4 separate regions of the Homo sapiens genome follow, and regions 2, 3 and 4 are each linked to region 1. A link is a contact called in ENCODE Hi-C or POLR2A ChIA-PET data. All regions are on one chromosome and are shown on one strand. The core of a region is the stretch at or near the end of the contact, and the rest is flanking DNA. Distances in the headings are between cores, read along the strand shown. Region 1 holds the start of ANKHD1-DT (ANKHD1 divergent transcript). Region 2 holds the start of BRD8 (bromodomain containing 8). Region 3 holds the start of FAM53C (family with sequence similarity 53 member C). Region 4 holds the start of PKD2L2 (polycystin 2 like 2, transient receptor potential cation channel).

Region 1 (4,020 bases), core at 417-2,916:
ACCCGGGAGGCGGAGGTTGCAGTGAGCTGAGATCACGTGTATTCTAGCGTGGACAACAAGAGCGAAACTCCATCTCAAAAAAAAAAAAAAAAAAAAAAAAAAGAAGAGGTTTCCACAGGTTGCCCCACTTTCTCCAAGCCTAAAACCTCCGAGTTCAGCTACCCAGCTATTCCGAAGCTCAGGGATGCCCTGGAACTTCCTTTTCCTGTCTAACTTCACAAAAGGTCCCAGAAGGAGGAGTCACGTGATTTTTCAGGGTAAAAGCCGAGAGATCCCTAATACTCAAACCTGTCTCAAACTGAAGAGGGAGAATAAGAACCGTCCTTAAGCACACAGGTAAGACACACACAAGGCAGAAGGCAAATAAACGTATCCCTCAACTCTGAGGAGAGGCAAAGAAGAGAAACGATCTTTGCACCAGCTCTGTCTCTGTCTCTGTTTGTCTCTCTCAGTACCAAGGGCAGGGACTCTGGCAAGACCCCGCCCCCCACCCCCAACTCCAAAGCAGGGTGGGCGGGAGGCAGCCTGAGGAGTCCCTGTTCCCGCGCGAAGCTCAGAGACCAAAGGACTCCCTATTGTGGGTCTACGAATGGTGACGGGAACCTGTCCCGCTCGAGCTAAAGAGTAAGCCGAGGGCTCACTAGGCCCTCACCGCGGCCACCGCCGCCATGGAGCCGACCGCTGTCACAGAAGGGCTCCACCAGGGAAGCGGGAGGATGGCCCCGGCCCAGAGCCTACCCAAAGAGAATTCACGCCTCACAATGTGTGGGAGGCGAGGGTCCCGGAGCCTTACCTCGGACACTTCGTCCTCGTCACTGCCAGAGGCACCACCTCCACCCCCGGTCCTCAGCACGGCAGCCGCCAACTTGAAATCCAGCGCCGCGTCCCCTCCGCCCGTACCGCTGCCGCTGCCGCCGCCGCCGCTGCTGCCGACTCCCGACGCTGGCCCGGCCTCCCCAAAGAGCCTCACGGTGCGGATCCCCAGACCGACCCCTCCCGGCGGAGGCGGCTCCGAGGCCCCAGCTGGGGCGGATCGCGGAGCCACAGAGTCCAGGTCCTCCTCAAAGGAGGTGCCGCCGCCTCCGCTATCAGTCAGCATTGTTCGCACCCGGAGCCGGAGACGGTGCCGACCCACTCGCGGTCACCGCCGCCGCTGATCTCGGGAACGAGAAGAGCAGCAAGAGGAAGAAGCGTCTCCTTTCCCCCGTCCCAGCAGCGCCACTAACTTCTCACTGCCTAACCTGCTGCCTCCCGCCCCCTCGACTCGCCACTGGCTGCAATACCCTGGCGGCTGCAGATCATTGGCCAAAGTGACCCGTCGCTCAGGCTCTTCGTCACGCGCCGCTCGCTGGCTCGCAGCCGCCAAGCTGCGTTGACCCGCGCAGGCCTAGGCGGTTGCGAACACCCGCCTCCCACTCTTCACCAGCTGACTTCCGCTCTTTTCCTATGTCTATTGGCCAACCCGCCTGACTATCGCGTCACGACCTTAAAGTGGATTAGTTGGCCTTGTGGTCAGTCATAGTGACCCCGAACAATGGGAGAATTCATTGGCGCCATAAAGTGTCGGTCACTTTGTCGCGGGACGTCGCGTGGTACAATTGGCCTGTGGGAGTACCATTGATCCCGCCCTCATCTGAGGTGACGGGAAAGGGCCGGGAAATTTCCACTTCTGAATAAAATGACTGCTGAAGTGATGACCCGCAAGAATTGGTCAAATTTGGAGTAGACTTCACCCTGCGCTTGGTGAAACTTCTACGTCAAGGATGCAAGAGGCGCCGAAGTAACGCAGCTCCCACCTGTCGCTCTCCGCTGGGCGCCGAGACTATGGCCGGAGAATAGCTGCACCGGGATTGGAGAAAGGAAGCCATCAGTCTTAGGAAGGCTCCACCTTCCTGCCATTGCCTGGTTGGAGGAGCGTAGCGTCAGTCACTAGAGCAGTCACCACCTCTGGGACAGGTGAAGATGTGTAACCTATTTGCCGGGGGCTATTTGGGAGGGAATAGAGGACGGGGAGCGATGAGGGGACAGTCGAGGGGCAAGGCCGATCTCGCTTCGCGCCTCCCGCCTTTCTGAGTTGAGCCTAGCGCGCGGGTCTGAGGGACATCCGGGGAGCTGCTTGGGATGGCCGCCTTGGGGAGACTCGACCCGCCCGCCAGGACCCGGCCGCGCGCCGCAGTTCGGGCGCCTTCGGGCAGGATCGCCCAGCGGGGCCGCGTTCTCCTGCTTGCGGACGGCTGCGGGCCTGAGGGCTGGACAGCGCCATGCCTCAGTACCGGGAACTGTCCCACGTAGGAAGGTGGGAATGCCGCGAACGGCGTGCGGAATCCGACCTCAAGGTGGAACGGGGTGGTGAAGAGTGCATGCTCCGAGGCAGTTTCGAGTTCTGGTGCTGCCACTTACTTGCTGCCTGACTTCGGCGCGTTTGCTGTTTCATTTTTGTGACTTTCAACTCGCTCCTCTGTGAAATGGGAGTAATATTAGTACCTTCCTCATTGGGTTGTTGTTATGAATAAATTAGATGATAATATAGCGCTTAGCAAAGTCCCAAACTTACAGGAAAGACTCATTTTTGCTAGTTATTGTCTCCTCTTCCTTCAGGAACTCTCTGCTCGCCCCTGGGTCCTGCCAGCCCAACTAATTCTAGTTCTAATCAGATCTGTGTGGTGCAAAACAAGGCTAGCTGTGGTGGTCTTCCCTCCTCTAAGGAGATCTCTTCCTCCCTATATGCATCTCTCTATCTCTGTCTTTATCTTGTCAGTAAAGAGGGGGGTTAAAAATATTCAGATTCTATAGCGGGCGCCGTGGCTCACGCCTGTAATCCCAACACTATGGGATGTTGAGGCGGGCGGATCATTTGAACCCAGTAGTTCGAGCCCAGCCTAGGCAACATGGTGAAATCCCGTCTTTACCAAAAATACAAAAATTGGGCTCGGCGCGGTGACTCACGCCTGTTAATCCCAGCACTTTGGGAGGCCTAGGTGGGCGGATCATTTGAGGTTAGGAGTTCTAGACCAGCCTGGCCAACATGGCGAAACCCCGTCTATACTAAAAATACAAAAATTAGCCAGATGTGATGGTGCGTGCCTGTAATCCCAGCTACTCGGGAGGCTGAGGCAGGAGAATCACTTGAACCCAGGAGGCGAAGTTTGCAGTGAGCCAAGATCGTGCCACTGCACTCCAGGTTAGGCGACAGAGCAACACATCGTCTCAAAAAAAAAAAAAAAATTAGCCGAGCATGGTGGTGCATGCCTGTAATTCCAGCTACTCAGGAGGCTGAGGTGGGAGGGATCCCCTGAGCCTGGGAGATGGAGGTTGCAGTGAGCCGAGATCGTGCCACTGAACTCCAGCCTGAGCAACAGAGCGGTGCCCTGTCTAAAAAAATTAAAAAAATAAAAAAAAAACGGTTTCTATCTAATCCTTTAATCAGACATGACCAAAAAAGGAGTCTGGTGGTTTGTATGGAAAATATCCTTTGACCCAGAGAATGTCCATATGATAACAGAATTTGGCTGAAAAAAAAAAAAATGGCCGGGCGCAGTGGCTCACACCTGTAATCCCAGCACCTTGGGAGGCAGAGGTGAGCGGATCACGAGGTCAGGAGATGGAGACCATCCTGGCCAACATGGTGAAACCCCGTCTCTACTAAAAATACAAAAATTAGCCAAGTGTGGCGGCGCGTGCCTGTAATCCCAGCTACTCGGGTGGCTGAGGCAAGAGAATCGCTTGAACCCAGGAGGCGGAGGTTGCAGTGAGCCGAGATCGCACCACTGCACTGCAGCCTGGCGACAGAGCAAGACTCAGTCTCAAAAAAAAAAAAAAAAAGTCATTTTCTCCTCTCTTACAACTTTAACAAAGGCCTTTATATATCTCAACTGTGCAATATTTAATATTTCGTCATCCTTAAACTGGGATCTTAAAATTTTATAAGAATATAATGATTTTTAAAATAACTTTAAAAGTTGATTCTGCCAAACATTTATTTAAAAAACATTTTGAATATCATAAACATTTCTTTGGCTT
Region 2 (3,995 bases), core at 1-2,500, 2.2 Mb after region 1:
ACTTTCCGCCCCAGCCACTCCCCAGTTCCTTTACCTGCTGCTTGTCCTCTAGGGAGGTAGAGACGACAGAGCAGTCTGATAGCAGGTTCTTGCGTACCACAGACCCCAAATCTGCAGCTGTGGACTCAAACATGGGAGAAACTACGACATCGTCATCGGACAGCAAGCCCGCTGGCGGAGAAAGGATCCCTTGCGACATGACGGCAGGGGCAGCCTAGGTCTAAAAAGAGACCAAAAAGTGGGCAGGGAGAAGAACCTTTAGGGACAGAAGGGGCCGCGAATTTTAGGTAATAAGTCCCTTGCCCCAGGACACCGTGTCCCGCTTCCTACTTCTTTTCCCCTCCAATTATCGGCAAAGGGGAAGGGAATGAGAGAAGTTCACTTAATGAACAATTGAGAGAAGTTTGAGGCGGCATTTCTGAACGCGAACAGAAGTCCACAGACATCTGGCTCCAAAAGCAGAAGGCTACGCCTAAAGTAGGGCACCTCGCCCGCCGGTGCTGTGGAGGTGGTGTCAGGATCCCTCGGCTCCTTCTCTAACCTCACCCCAAGGACCACCGTGAGAACAGAGATGCAGCATTAAGAGAAAAACAGATGGCTGCAGCTCCGATTTCTTAAAGCCTATTCCGCGCGGGCAAGAGCTGGTAACCCGGGCTCCAGCACAGCCGCACACTCACCCGAAGACGTGCCACTTGCTCCTCCTGGGATACTGGCTTACTCACACCTAGTCGCCGAAGCTGGACTTTCGCAGCCGCAGAGCACAACTCCGCCCACGAGGTGCAGCTTTGTTACAGATACAATATTTTAAATTACGCGCTGCGTTCGTTCGGCCAATCAGATAGGGAAGCCTGCAGCTACCAATCCGCGTAAGGAAAGGGGGCGGGCCTGACTGGAATTCCAGTCGTTCGCTTCTGCTTGACCTCTGAGTTCTAATGTGGGTCCGGGTTACCAACTGTCGTGGATTCGCACTTATTTTGCCTGGGATTCTTCCAACTTAACCTTTTTCCTTGAACCTTAGACATTTCTTACCTAAGAGCCTAAAGGAAATCTTGAGGCTTCAGCAGCCAACTCCTGTCCTTCCTTAGCAACAATCTTAACAGGAGTGCACAGGGTAACTGGTTTAGGGTGCTTGCTTTGTCTTAAGGGGAAAAACGACATTTCCCAGGAGGCACCGCGAACCAACGCCGGTACACTATTTCCCAGAATTCCAGGGTTTCGGCCCTTCCAGACCGTCTCTCCTCAGGGTTGGAGACTTCGGGGCCAAGATGGCGACGGGAACGGGCAGTGAGTATCTGAGCAGGTTTTGCGTGAAAGGCCTTTGTAGATCCGAGGCTAGGCACCATATTTTTGTTACACGCTTAGGGAGTGGGAGAAGTGGGTTGCTTGAGAGCCCAGGGTTTTCAGAGACCTGCGCTCTACAGCATCGTGAAGACCAACGTTTGGGGGCCCAGAAATCTGGGGTCTTGTTTCTCAGGGAGAGAGCGGAGGTGTGAGAGAAGCAGCTTAGTGAATCCTAGTGTGTTAGGAACTCTGCGGGTTAACCGTAAAAGCACTCTAGAAACTTGGGCGTGCAGACGAAAAGATGTTATGAGCCAGACGGAGTAACCGGCACCTCAAAGAGCCATTCATTTTTTTGTCTGACGTTTGTGAGGCAGTGGAAGTGGGGTCTTTTAACCATGAGCTTTTCTTGCCACTCAGGAAATTGCATCTCGGGGATTTCAGCCATTTTTCTTTTTTTGGACTGAAAAGCTCTTTTACCCCCGACATTTGGAGTAGAGGATCTGAGAGAAGTAAACAAGTTTATGCTAAGAGGGAGGCGGGGTAGTAGGAGGGGCTGGCCGCTCGGGTTCCTGGGAAATAAGCCCTGAATAAGTTCAAACTGGAATAAAGTCCAGTATTCTTAAAACTGGGCTTTTAGGGAGAACTGCCTAATCTGACATTCCCTGTTTCTTAATAAAGCGGAGCTTCAAGCCATGGCGTTTTAAGAAATAAAATGTTAATAATTCACATGCAACGAATAGGTACCCCGGTCACTGGTGATATTTCACTTGGAGAGGTGAAAATCAAGATTTGGTTATAGTAGCTCACTTTGTCCTAACAAGTTGGGATGTTTTGTATTAGGCTTTTAGTCCTCTTTTTGGGGATTTTGGAGCTTAGCACTACAGTCTCAGTGGTTGTTTCCAAGGCTTTTTTTTTTTTCTCCCTTTCCCAGAACACAAGCTGCTAAGCACTGGCCCCACAGAGCCATGGTCCATCCGAGAGAAGCTATGTTTAGCATCTTCTGTCATGAGAAGTGGCGATCAAAATTGGTAAGGTATCTAGGATGTCAGCTTTTCTGGGTCTTAGAAATTGTTAGATACTCTTTCACATCGGTAGATTTCTATAGTTAATCATATTAAGCTGTAAGTAGACTTTCTTTTCTTTTTCTTCTTTTTTTGAGACTGAGTCTCCTTCTGTTGCCCAGGCTGGAGTGCAGTGGTGCGGACACGCCCAGCTAATTTTTGTATTTTTTAGTAGAGACAGAGTTTCGCCATGTTGGCCAGGCTGGTCTCGAACTCCTGACCTCAGGTGATCCCCCCACCTCGGCCTGCCAGAGTGCTGGGATTACAGGTGTGAGCCACTGCGCCTGGCCATGCCTGGCTAATTTTGTATTTTTAGTAGAGACGGGGTTTCACCATGTTGGCCACGATGGTCTCAATCTCCTGACCTCATGATCTGTCCGCCTCGGCCTCCCAAAGTGCTGGGATTACAGGCGTGAGCCACTGCCAGGCCTATTTTTTTTTTTTTTTTTTTGAGACAAGATTGCACTCTGTGGCCCAGGCTGGAGGGCAGTGGTGTGATCTTGGCTCACTGCAACCTCCATATCTCAGGCTCAAATGATCCTCCACCTCAGCCTCTTGAGTAGCTGGGACTACAGGTGCACACCACCATGCCCAGCTAATTTTTTTTATTTTTTTGTAGAGATGGGGGTTTCATCATGTTTCCTAGGCTGGTCTCGAACTCCTGCGTTCGAGCGATCCGCCCAACCTACTGGGATTACAGGTGTGAGCCACCAGGCCAGCTGTATTTCTTTTTTTAAACAGCTTTATTGAGATATAATTCACATACTATAAAATTAACCTACTTAAAATGTACAATATAATGGTTTTTAGTATATTCACAGTTGTGCAACCATCACCACAATCTAATTTTAGAACATTTTATTCTAAGAAAAACCCCTTACTCCTTAACTGTCAGTCCATGTTGTCCCCTCCTCACCACCCCCAAGCAAGCACTCATCTACTTTCTATTAATTAATTAATTAATTTGAGACAGAGTCTCACTGTCACACAGGCTGGAGTGTAGTAGTTAGATCTTGGCTCACTGCAACCTCCGCCTCCCAGGTTCAAGCGATTATCGTGCCTTAGCCTCCCAAGTAGCTGGGATTACAGCCATGCGCCACGAGTGGCCTGGCTAATTTTTGTATTTTTAGTAGAGATGAGGTTTTGTCCAGGCTGGTCTTGAAGTAATGCACCAGTCCTGGCCTCCAAAAGTGCTGGGATTACAAGTGTGAGCCACCATACCCAGCCAACTCTCTTGTCTCTGTAGATTTGCCTATTCTGGATATTTCATACAAATGGAATGATACGTGCTCTTCTGGACTTTTTTTTGTTTTTTTTAATCACTTGACATAACACTTTTTAAGGTTCATTCTTATGTAGCATGTATCAATACTTAATTCCTTTTTTAGCTGAATAATAATCTGTTGTATGAATATACCAAGTTTTATTTATCCATCACTTGATAGACAATTGGGTTGTTTCCACTTTTTGGCCATTATGAATAATGCTGATGATGTGCACATTCGTGTACAAGGTTGTGGACAATGTTTTTAATTCTCTTGAGTTTTTTATTCAAGGAGTGAAATTGCTGGGTTATGTAGTAACTTTATTATGTTTGACTTTTTTTTTTTTTTTTTTTTTTTTTTGCAGACAGGGTCTCACTGTCACCCAGGC
Region 3 (3,952 bases), core at 924-3,423, 2.1 Mb after region 1:
CAAGCCCACACAATTACCTGAGGGGCCTTGCTCAAGGGAAAAGGGGAGGTTAAGCCAGTGTCTTGATTTTGTTCTATCTATTCCCGGAAATGAGCAGCAAGCTGACAGCTTACCAGAGAATGTGTGTAGCATTAGCTAGTCAAGAGAACAAATCATCAAGAAATCTAATTATTAATCCAATTTGCTAAGAGTTTTGACAAATCATTTAATACTCCTTGGCCTCAGTTTACCCATATGTAAAGTGGGCAGAATAATCTTAACCTGTCACAGGAACAATATAACATATTAAAATGTACAAAATGTACCATCTGACCTATAAAAATCAGGAGTCCACACAGACTACCATTTCTCGTTCCCGTTTGTGAATCTTCAAGGCCTCAGAATGTCAGAAGTAATGAAATCAATAAGATGAAGAAGGCAATAGGGTCCATCTCTCTGGCTGAATACCATCCTCCCTCACCTGCACACTAAGAAAAGCCCAAGAGGGCTCTTCCTTCTGTGACCTTGGGGGCAGATCACTCTACAAAAAAGAGGAATTATCTCTACCCCACTCACACCTTAGAAGGAGGGCACAAGGAAGAGCAAAGAGATAAACCTGGATGTACCTGGAGTTCTCTGGAAGAAAGGTGCAAGAGAAGTCAATCATCATTACAGTTAACTATCATTTTCATGCATAATTATTACCACCCTGAACAAAATTCTAGCTTCCGGGGAGCTCTCTTCAGCTGCTTCCCCTATATTCTTACGGGAGAAGCTAAAGCTTATATCACTTCTGCTCTTGGTTTCTTAACTCTGCTGCCCTCAAAGATCAACCAGAGAGGGAACCTAAGTGCAGGATTTTACCCTAGAGACCCCAGGCCTCAGGCTAACCAGCTATGAGGAGCAGGGAATGAAGCAAACTCTCCAGCTTTTCATGAGGCATTTGGACAAACAGCAAACTCCCAGCCACCTCTAGGATCAAGTCAAGACAGTGAATTTGTGTTTTTCTGCATTTTAATTGTTGGGATGTGGCCACACACAGTGGTAATTGGAACAATGCAACTACCACCACGCAACTGATACTCTCAGCCTGAGTTTCCTAAAACAGGCCAGGCTGCGAGGGGGAACAGAACGGAAGCCATAAGGAATCAAACCAGGACACAAAAGAAGGCAAACCAGCTCCGCGAGGGGCCTCCTCTTTCTCAAGCAGGCATTGAAAAAAGTGTAAGAAGCCCTCTCTTGCCGCCTTCCTTCCCCTTCCATTTTGTGTATCTGAAGGGTAGAGACAGCCCTGAATATTCACTAAACAAGTTAAAACTTCTCAGTTTAACAACTGGCACGGGGCTCAGCCCTTCACAGAGCAGCAGGCCGCTAGGCCCTCTCAGCAACCCCACCAGACCTAACTCTCAGTCCAGGCTTTCCCTCCACCAGCAGCCCCCAAAAATAAAGATCAGACCCCCACCCCATCTCCTATTGGATGGCAGTAACCCCTGACACTCCTGTTTCAGGGATGCTGAGGTTGTGCTGTACCAAGACAAGGTAGGATCAGGTCAGGCCAACAGGGAGGAGAGTCACAAACCCTTTGGGGACCTTCCCCTCAGGTCCCAGCCCCACACCTCCTGGGGAGACTGAAGAAAAACATGAGGAAGGCAGGGAGCTGCATGAACAGGTAGGTGGAGATCTGCCTGCTCTTCTTCCATATGGTTCTGGTGGGGAAAGGGGTGACAAGTGGGGAACACCCCTCCCCCCACCCCCATGAAGAAGCAAAAGGCTAGGCCCCTCCAATCTTCAACCTCTCCCTCTGTTGCCCTGCCTGTCCCCGCGGGGTGGGGCATGGGGCGTCCGCTGGTCCCCGGGGCGGGGGGGGGGGTGCGCCAGGGCTCGCTCAGGGGGGCTGTCGTTCGCCTCTTCCCACTAGGTTCCATCATCTGGCCGCGGGAAGCGAACTCAGGACGCAGGGGATGGGGAGGGTCTGGGACTTAGCACTCCGCCACCCCCTCCCCCACCGGGTCCCGTGCTCTCCCCGCAGAGGCGGCCAGCGAGGCCCGGCCGCGCGGGCGGTCGGGCTGGGGGAGGGGAAAGAGGGAAGGAGGGAGGGACGGTTGAGGTGCCCGCCCCGAGGCCCCAGCGCCACCTGCCCTCCACCACCTACCGCGGTTCCTCCAGCTCCCAGGGCCGCGGCCGGAGCAGCTCTGAGCGCTCGGTTCGCCCCACGGTGCCCTTAAAAGGCGCTGGCGCGAACCAACGAGTCCCTGAGGAGAGTAGGGGGACAGCTCCGGCTCGCAGAATCCCCCCAAGCCACCCATGGAGGGCGCAGCTCCGTGTCGTGTCTCTCTCAAAGTGTCTCTCGGACAGCGCTGTTGGGAACGAGCCTGGCGCTTTGATTTAGGGATGGGGGTGGTTTCCTCACTAACGAGTCACCCCCTCCAAAATATCGCAGAAAGTGGACGGCCCCAGTTGGAGGCACATCTTGAAACCCGCGGGGGAGGCCATGTCGGAAGAAGGTAAACAAAGGCATCGCCCCTGCCCTCCCTCCCTCCAACGGCCCAACTGCAGCCTCCCACTCGGTTCGGGCCGCGTCACGCAATTAGCCACAGTGCCCCTCACCTGCTCTGCTGCCCCGCCCTCCACGACCACCTCTTCGAAGGAATCCCCCTTCCCCCAGCAAAGGACCCGTCCGCGGCGTGAAGGCTGCTGGGAAGTGTGGTCCAAGCGCGGATTAGGGCCTGCTCGGAGTCCCAGGAGCCCCTCTTGCAGCTGCCGGATCGGCCTGAACCTTAAAAACCCAGGACTTATAATGGTTGCGGGGACGTTTCCACTTGGTTCTGTAATTTGCCCTCACCCAGAACACTTTGTAAAGCTCAGGATAGCCCAGGGCTGTTCACTCCCTCTCTTCTCTCTCCGCCCCCTCCCCCCCAGCAGGATGAGGTAATGGGATTGTGATTATGACATCATAGGCGGTTCAGTTGCTTGCGTTTGCCTGGGGGGAGGTGCGGGGAGGTGGGGAGAAGTGCGGTGGTTAGACTTTCCTTAAACAGAAAGGGAAGGAGGAAACAGGCAGATGGGGAAAAGATGTTGACGGCGCTATATTTCCACTTCAGGAAGACAAAACCACCTTTTATTAAGTCTCCACCACTACCACCACCTCCCACATGAGCCAAAATTTAAGTCTTTTTTAAAGAGATTGAATGTAGACGTTAGTGTGTGAAGAGGTTGGGTTGATGGTTTCTGGCTCTTATGTAAATTCGAGTCTCAGCTAGCATCACAGATGGTTTAGGGAGACAAGCAAAAAAGTGGATAAAGGAGAGGCTTTAAACAATGCGTTCGTGTTGTGATCTCTTTGTAATACAAAGTTTTCTATTTCTTTTTTTTAATTGATTGGAAAGTAGCAGTAATGCAAGTAATCTTCACTATTACACTTAGCAGCAAGTCCTCTGAAAGACATCTGTTTTCTGTAAATATTTTGTGCCTTACTCAAGACTGGGACAGGTAAATAGCTGTGATCAGCTGGAAAGTAGAGCCAGTGGCGGGGGTCGTCCTCACTGAGCCAGGGAGGGGAGGAGGCAGGAGCCACCAAGTCTACAAACTGAAAAAGAGTAGAGGAAAAATGAGGTACAGTACTAACTGAGAAAATAGGGGTGGAAAGATTTACCTTGCACTGCTTATTTCCCCTTGGCAAAAGGAGCAGAGTTAGGGGCCATGAAGTAGGGGACACATGGTTTCCAATAATTGCTCTTATGTACCAGACACCATGCTACATTTTTTTTTTTTTGTAAAAACAGGGTCTTGCTGTTGCTCAGGCTGGAGTGCACTGAGGCGATCACAGCTCACTGCAGCCTTGAACTTCTGGGCTCAAGCAATCCTTTCCATCTCAGCCTCCTGAATAGCTAGAACTACAGGGGTGTGCCACCATGCCCAGCATATTTATTTCTATTTTTGTAGAGAGAGGCGTCTTGCTATGTTGCCCAGGGTA
Region 4 (4,321 bases), core at 1,822-4,321, 2.5 Mb after region 1:
TAACCTTGTTTAAGTAATACATATGTGGGTTTACCATCCCAAAAGTCACTAAGGAGAATAATTTTTTGTTTAATAATTTACATTTAAAAACTCAGCTTATCAGGATTAAAAATGTTACATTTTTTTCTCAATTTTGAAAATTAAACTTTATTAATCTAATTATAAAAGTAATAATTTAAAAAATCTAAACTAGAAATATAAAAAGTAGGATGTGGTTTCTAGAATTAGTCTGGCAAATATTCTTCAGACATTTCTTTATGCATACACATTTATAAAGAAAATAATTTTATCTTTACAAAAATGAGGACACATTATACACACTATTCTGCAAGTTGACTTTTTCTCTACATGAGAGTAAGGCAATATAGTATGGTGAGTGGTTAAGGTTACATGGACTTTGAATTCAGACAGATAAGGGTGTGAGTCCCATCACAGGGATAGTATCTCTTACCCCCTAGTTTTGTTGTGAGAAGTGAGATGATGCACACAGAACATTTTAAACTGTGTTTTGGCACATGATGAGTTTTTAAAAATATTAACTAGTGGCGGGGCGTGGTGTTGCACCCATAATCCCAGAACTTTGGGAGGCTGAGGTGGGTGGATCACCTGAGATCAGGAGTTCGAGACCAGACTGACCAACATGGTGAAAACCCTGTCTCTACTAAAAACATACAAAATTAGCCGGGCGTGGTGGCACAGGCCTGTAATCCCAGCTACTCCGGAGGCTGAGGCAGGAGAATCGCTTGAACTCAGGAGGTGGAGGTTGCAGTGAGCCACTGTACTCCAGCCTGGGTGACAGAGCGAGACTGTCTCAAAAAAGAAAAAAAAAAGAAAAAAAATCACATTATAAATGGAGATTCAGGTTGCTGTATTATATTAAAAAAAGTGTTCTTTAAAAATCTCTGAATAATGGGATTATAAATGATCTTTTTACTTACATTTTTACATTTTCCAAATGTTCTGTAGTAAGCATGTAGTTTTCATAACCAAGCTTTTATAAAGCAGTCTAAGATATCTTAATTTATAAAGTTGCCTACAGTTATCTTTTTTTTTTTTTTCCTTGGGACAGGGTCTCAGCCTGTCACCCAGGCTGAAGTGCAGTCGTTGCAATCACAGTTCACTGCAGCCTCGACCTCCTGTGCTCAAGCAATCCTCCACCTCAGCCTTCTCAGTAGCTAGGACTACAGGGGTGTGCCACCACACCTGGCTAATTTTATAGTTGTCTTTTCAATCAAGAGCAGACTCAAACTCACCCCTACAACACCAATTAATTACTTAATTGCTATACAATTGCCAGTGTGTAGCACATACCAACATGAGACAATACTGCCAGTGAGCTTTCATCTACTGTTATGTTGGGTGCCATCGACAAATGCTCTTTAATACTCCTCTTTGCATATTAAGCCAATGCTATTGACCCACAGGTAGGAGGAATGCAGGTTGAGATGTTTTCCCAGTCCTCCTTAATTATTTGCATTGACTCAGCACAAACTATTTTTTTAACTGCAATAGGTCAGTGAAAAGAACCAAGCTAATGGCAGACACCAAGATGAACTTTGGCCTCATTTGTACTTTGATTTATGAAACTCAGCTGATGTGTCTATATGACTCTAAACAAAATCAAATTGCAGTTGCCAACCCAAGGGATGAATTATGCTCAAGACAGAACTGCCAAATGAAAGGAATAATTCTAATTCAGTCAGTATTGACTATGGAAGCTTCTTACATTTGCGATGTAAAATTTTGCCCCTTAAGAACTGAAAATAGTCAATTTCTAAATGAAATGAATCTAAATGAATTTAAGATTATGTTTAAACGTGTCACTGTATTTTGAGTTTTAGTAGCCTGACAGCCTGTGGTTTTGAAGTTTGTATGTTTTATTTTTCATCTCCACATTTTAACTTCTTAGTTCAAACAAACAGCATCTTTATATCTGTGTACTTACATATACATAGGTTTATTAAAAAAATAAAGTAGAGTAACAATTCCTGAAGTGTGGTTGTAATTTCTACTTCCTTTCTGTAATGCAACTTATGTTTCGAAGCCCCTGTGAGATATAAGACAAAATTTTTCTTTACATTATTATGTAATTTATAAGTGACAACAATGGAAAAACCACAGCCACTTTTAGTCCTTACACTGCGGGGAGGAAAGCTCCAATAGCTTCTGGCTATTTTTCAATTCTTAGTTTTACGAGGCAGGGATAATTTTTTTACTATATACTATTAATAACAGATTTTTTTTTTGAGACGGAGTCTAGCTCTGTCGCCAGGCTGGAGTTCAGTGACGCGATCTCGTCTCACTGCAGCCTCCGCCTCCCCGGTTCAAGCGATTCTCCTGCCTCAGCCTCCCGAGTAGCTGGGACTACAGGCGCGCGCCACCACACCCAGCTAATTTTCGTATTTTTAGTAGAGATGGGGTTTCACCATGTTGGCCAGGATGGTCTCGATCTCTTGACCTTGTGATCCGCCCGCCTCGGCCTCCCAAAGTGTTGGGATTACAGGCTTGAGCCACTGCGCCCGGCCACTAACAGATTTTATATCATGATGTCTTCTCGCCAGTCTTAAGATGAAAAAGCAAAATACGAAACAAGTAAAACCTCTCATCTGTCCTAACCGTTTTCTCCACCCTCAATACAGCTTCTTGGGAAGGCTGGTTTCTGCTGGACAGGGGAAAAACACCTCGGCTTGAATTCTGTCAAGGTCACGACTCCCCAGATCAACCAAGGACTTTAGAGACCGGCCTAGCGACGGTCACTCGACAGGTGACAACGCCCAGCTCGAGCCTCCGGCAAGAGGCGAGCGCCACCTCGCTCAGGGCTTCAGTTTTCCCGTCTGTGCAATGGGACCATCTGTCCCTCTCCGCTTCCCCAGGGGAGGCTGTGAGGGCTAAAGGTGTCGGCAGTCACATCTCTCAAACGAATTTGGGGCCGCAGAGTTCCTTTCAGGGTGTCTGGAACTGCCAAATCGCCCCTGTCCCTCCCACTCCTTAAGAGGACCCCTCACCGCCTCGGTGCCACCGTGACGCCTCAGCCATGGCGGACCTGCACTACACCGCCCGTTCGTTCGCCTGAGGCCGCGGCGCTTGCGCGCTAGTCTTGCGGCGCGCGCTGCCCGGCTCTGACGCCTGCGCGAGCCCCCAGCTCCTCCAGGGCGGCGAGCTACTCGACAAGTCGTCAGCGCGGCTGCGCCGCAGGAGCCCGGGAGGCCTTTCGCCCGAGGCGGGCTGCGGGCTGCTGGGGTCTGGTGCGGAGGGCCAACTTCTGGGAATAACCTGGCTGTGGGCTTAAAAATCGTAGTCATTCATTATCACGGGCTTCTCTCTCTCGAATACCTTTAACATTTATCGCCTTGTTAGTCTCCACATCCACCTCCGTGAAAGGTAGGTATTTTTGTCCTCATTTTAGGCCTGAAGAAACCGAGAAGCTGAGAAATGAAGTAATTCACTGGAAGTTGGGGCCAAGTCTTGGATGCCCAAGCCCAAATTCCTAACCGTGACCCTACGCTGCTGCTGCTGCTGCTACTTGCAGAAACTGGTTATTAACCGAGAGCTGTTGCTGGAAGTAGCTTCCACTCCCCTGCCCCCGTGATGTAAAAATAGATGAAAAACTCTGCAGTGATTATGTGAAAGGTCAGGCCGACACAGGAGTCCTGGGGCCCAGACCCACATCTGACCCAGAAGCTTTGCAAAGATGAGAAGGTTGGTAAACCAGCTATAGAAAAGGCCAAACTAATTTGGCTGTAAATTAAGGCAGCCAAAAGCCCTCCAGGATGTAAGACCAGGACGGATTCTCGTGTTGATAAAAAGGAAAATAAAATGGAATCCAGTCCAAAGGCCCCAGGGAAACCTGCAAAGAAAACCACTAACCAGTTTTGAAAGTAAAAGATAAAGCCACTTTTGTTATTTCCCTGAAAGAGATGTAGACTGCTGTCGATAAATGCTGTTTTATGTGTAGATAAAAAGCAAAACGGCCACACAGTAGTGAGGGTCAAAAACTACCATCGATGAGAGGAACAGGAGAGGCCTCGCAAAAGGCTGACAGCCAGTGAACTAGAAGCCCGAGAGGAAAAAAAGCTTTAGAATAGTTTTAACAAAAGGATTTGGGCTTTCCTGTACTGGGACTCTCAGCTGTTCACAAAATTATGCTTTCTAAAGTAACAGATTATCTGAAATTGAAATTATTAGAGGAAAAACACCCATATATAGGTAATCAAATTTACATAATTTTTTTTTTTTTAGAGATGGAGTCTCGCTATATTTCCCAGTCTGGCCTCAAACTCCTGATCTTAAGGGATCCCCAGCTCAACCTCTCCCAGCAGCT

The links. Hi-C counts contacts between places; a loop is a spot of excess contacts on that map. ChIA-PET counts read pairs that join two places held with the same protein, here RNA polymerase II (POLR2A). Pooled maps may share reads with other maps.
Region 2: a map of ascending aorta shows a loop between it and region 1 (5-fold over the local background). The contact joins the promoter of BRD8 here to the promoter of ANKHD1-DT in region 1. A Hi-C loop is called at or near these places in 1 of 168 maps with a recorded cell type or tissue (ascending aorta) and 11 of 50 pooled maps. POLR2A ChIA-PET finds 5 or more read pairs at or near these places in 1 of 52 experiments (naive thymus-derived CD8-positive, alpha-beta T cell).
Region 3: a map of CD8-positive, alpha-beta T cell shows a loop between it and region 1 (23-fold over the local background). The contact joins the promoter of FAM53C here to the promoter of ANKHD1-DT in region 1. A Hi-C loop is called at or near these places in 3 of 168 maps with a recorded cell type or tissue (CD4-positive, alpha-beta memory T cell, CD8-positive, alpha-beta T cell and naive thymus-derived CD4-positive, alpha-beta T cell), 1 of 37 single-sample maps with no recorded cell type and 12 of 50 pooled maps. POLR2A ChIA-PET finds 5 or more read pairs at or near these places in 1 of 52 experiments (naive thymus-derived CD8-positive, alpha-beta T cell).
Region 4: a pooled map shows a loop between it and region 1 (14-fold over the local background). The contact joins the promoter of PKD2L2 here to the promoter of ANKHD1-DT in region 1. A Hi-C loop is called at or near these places in 7 of 50 pooled maps. POLR2A ChIA-PET finds 5 or more read pairs at or near these places in 2 of 52 experiments (GM10248 and activated T-cell).

The regions. Positions count from the first base shown.
Region 1 is chr5:140,399,047-140,403,066 of GRCh38, reverse strand. It overlaps ANKHD1-DT (ANKHD1 divergent transcript), which reads left to right and starts at 1,666. Exons shown (of 2, transcript NR_186045.1): 1 at 1,666-1,956. ANKHD1-EIF4EBP3 (ANKHD1-EIF4EBP3 readthrough) reads right to left here and starts at 1,234. Exons shown (of 36, transcript NM_020690.6): 1 at 794-1,234. The coding sequence starts at 1,099. ANKHD1 (ankyrin repeat and KH domain containing 1) reads right to left here and starts at 1,234. Exons shown (of 34, transcript NM_017747.3): 1 at 794-1,234. The coding sequence starts at 1,099. RefSeq lists enhancers at 1,031-1,920, 2,111-2,160, 2,251-2,400, 2,491-2,640.
Region 2 is chr5:138,175,885-138,179,879 of GRCh38, reverse strand. BRD8 (bromodomain containing 8) reads left to right here and starts at 1,250. Exons shown (of 27, transcript NM_139199.2): 1 at 1,250-1,284; 2 at 2,213-2,309. The coding sequence starts at 1,266. KIF20A (kinesin family member 20A) reads right to left here and starts at 768. Exons shown (of 19, transcript NM_005733.3): 1 at 678-768; 2 at 35-220. The coding sequence starts at 199. RefSeq lists enhancers at 939-1,108, 1,249-1,298, 1,006-1,300.
Region 3 is chr5:138,336,487-138,340,438 of GRCh38, reverse strand. It overlaps FAM53C (family with sequence similarity 53 member C), which reads right to left and starts at 2,173. Exons shown (of 5, transcript NM_016605.3): 1 at 2,132-2,173. LOC100128966 (a long non-coding RNA gene) reads right to left here. Exons shown (of 4, transcript NR_146628.1): 4 at 3,293-3,565. It also overlaps a transcript of CDC25C not described here. RefSeq lists silencers at 1,724-1,813, 1,864-2,213 and enhancers at 2,294-2,773, 2,944-3,023.
Region 4 is chr5:137,888,207-137,892,527 of GRCh38, reverse strand. PKD2L2 (polycystin 2 like 2, transient receptor potential cation channel) reads right to left here and starts at 3,071. Exons shown (of 15, transcript NM_001300921.2): 1 at 3,006-3,071; 2 at 1,946-2,047; 3 at 1-48. The coding sequence starts at 3,036. PKD2L2-DT (PKD2L2 divergent transcript) reads left to right here and starts at 3,209. Exons shown (of 4, transcript XR_948815.3): 1 at 3,209-3,381; 2 at 4,240-4,321.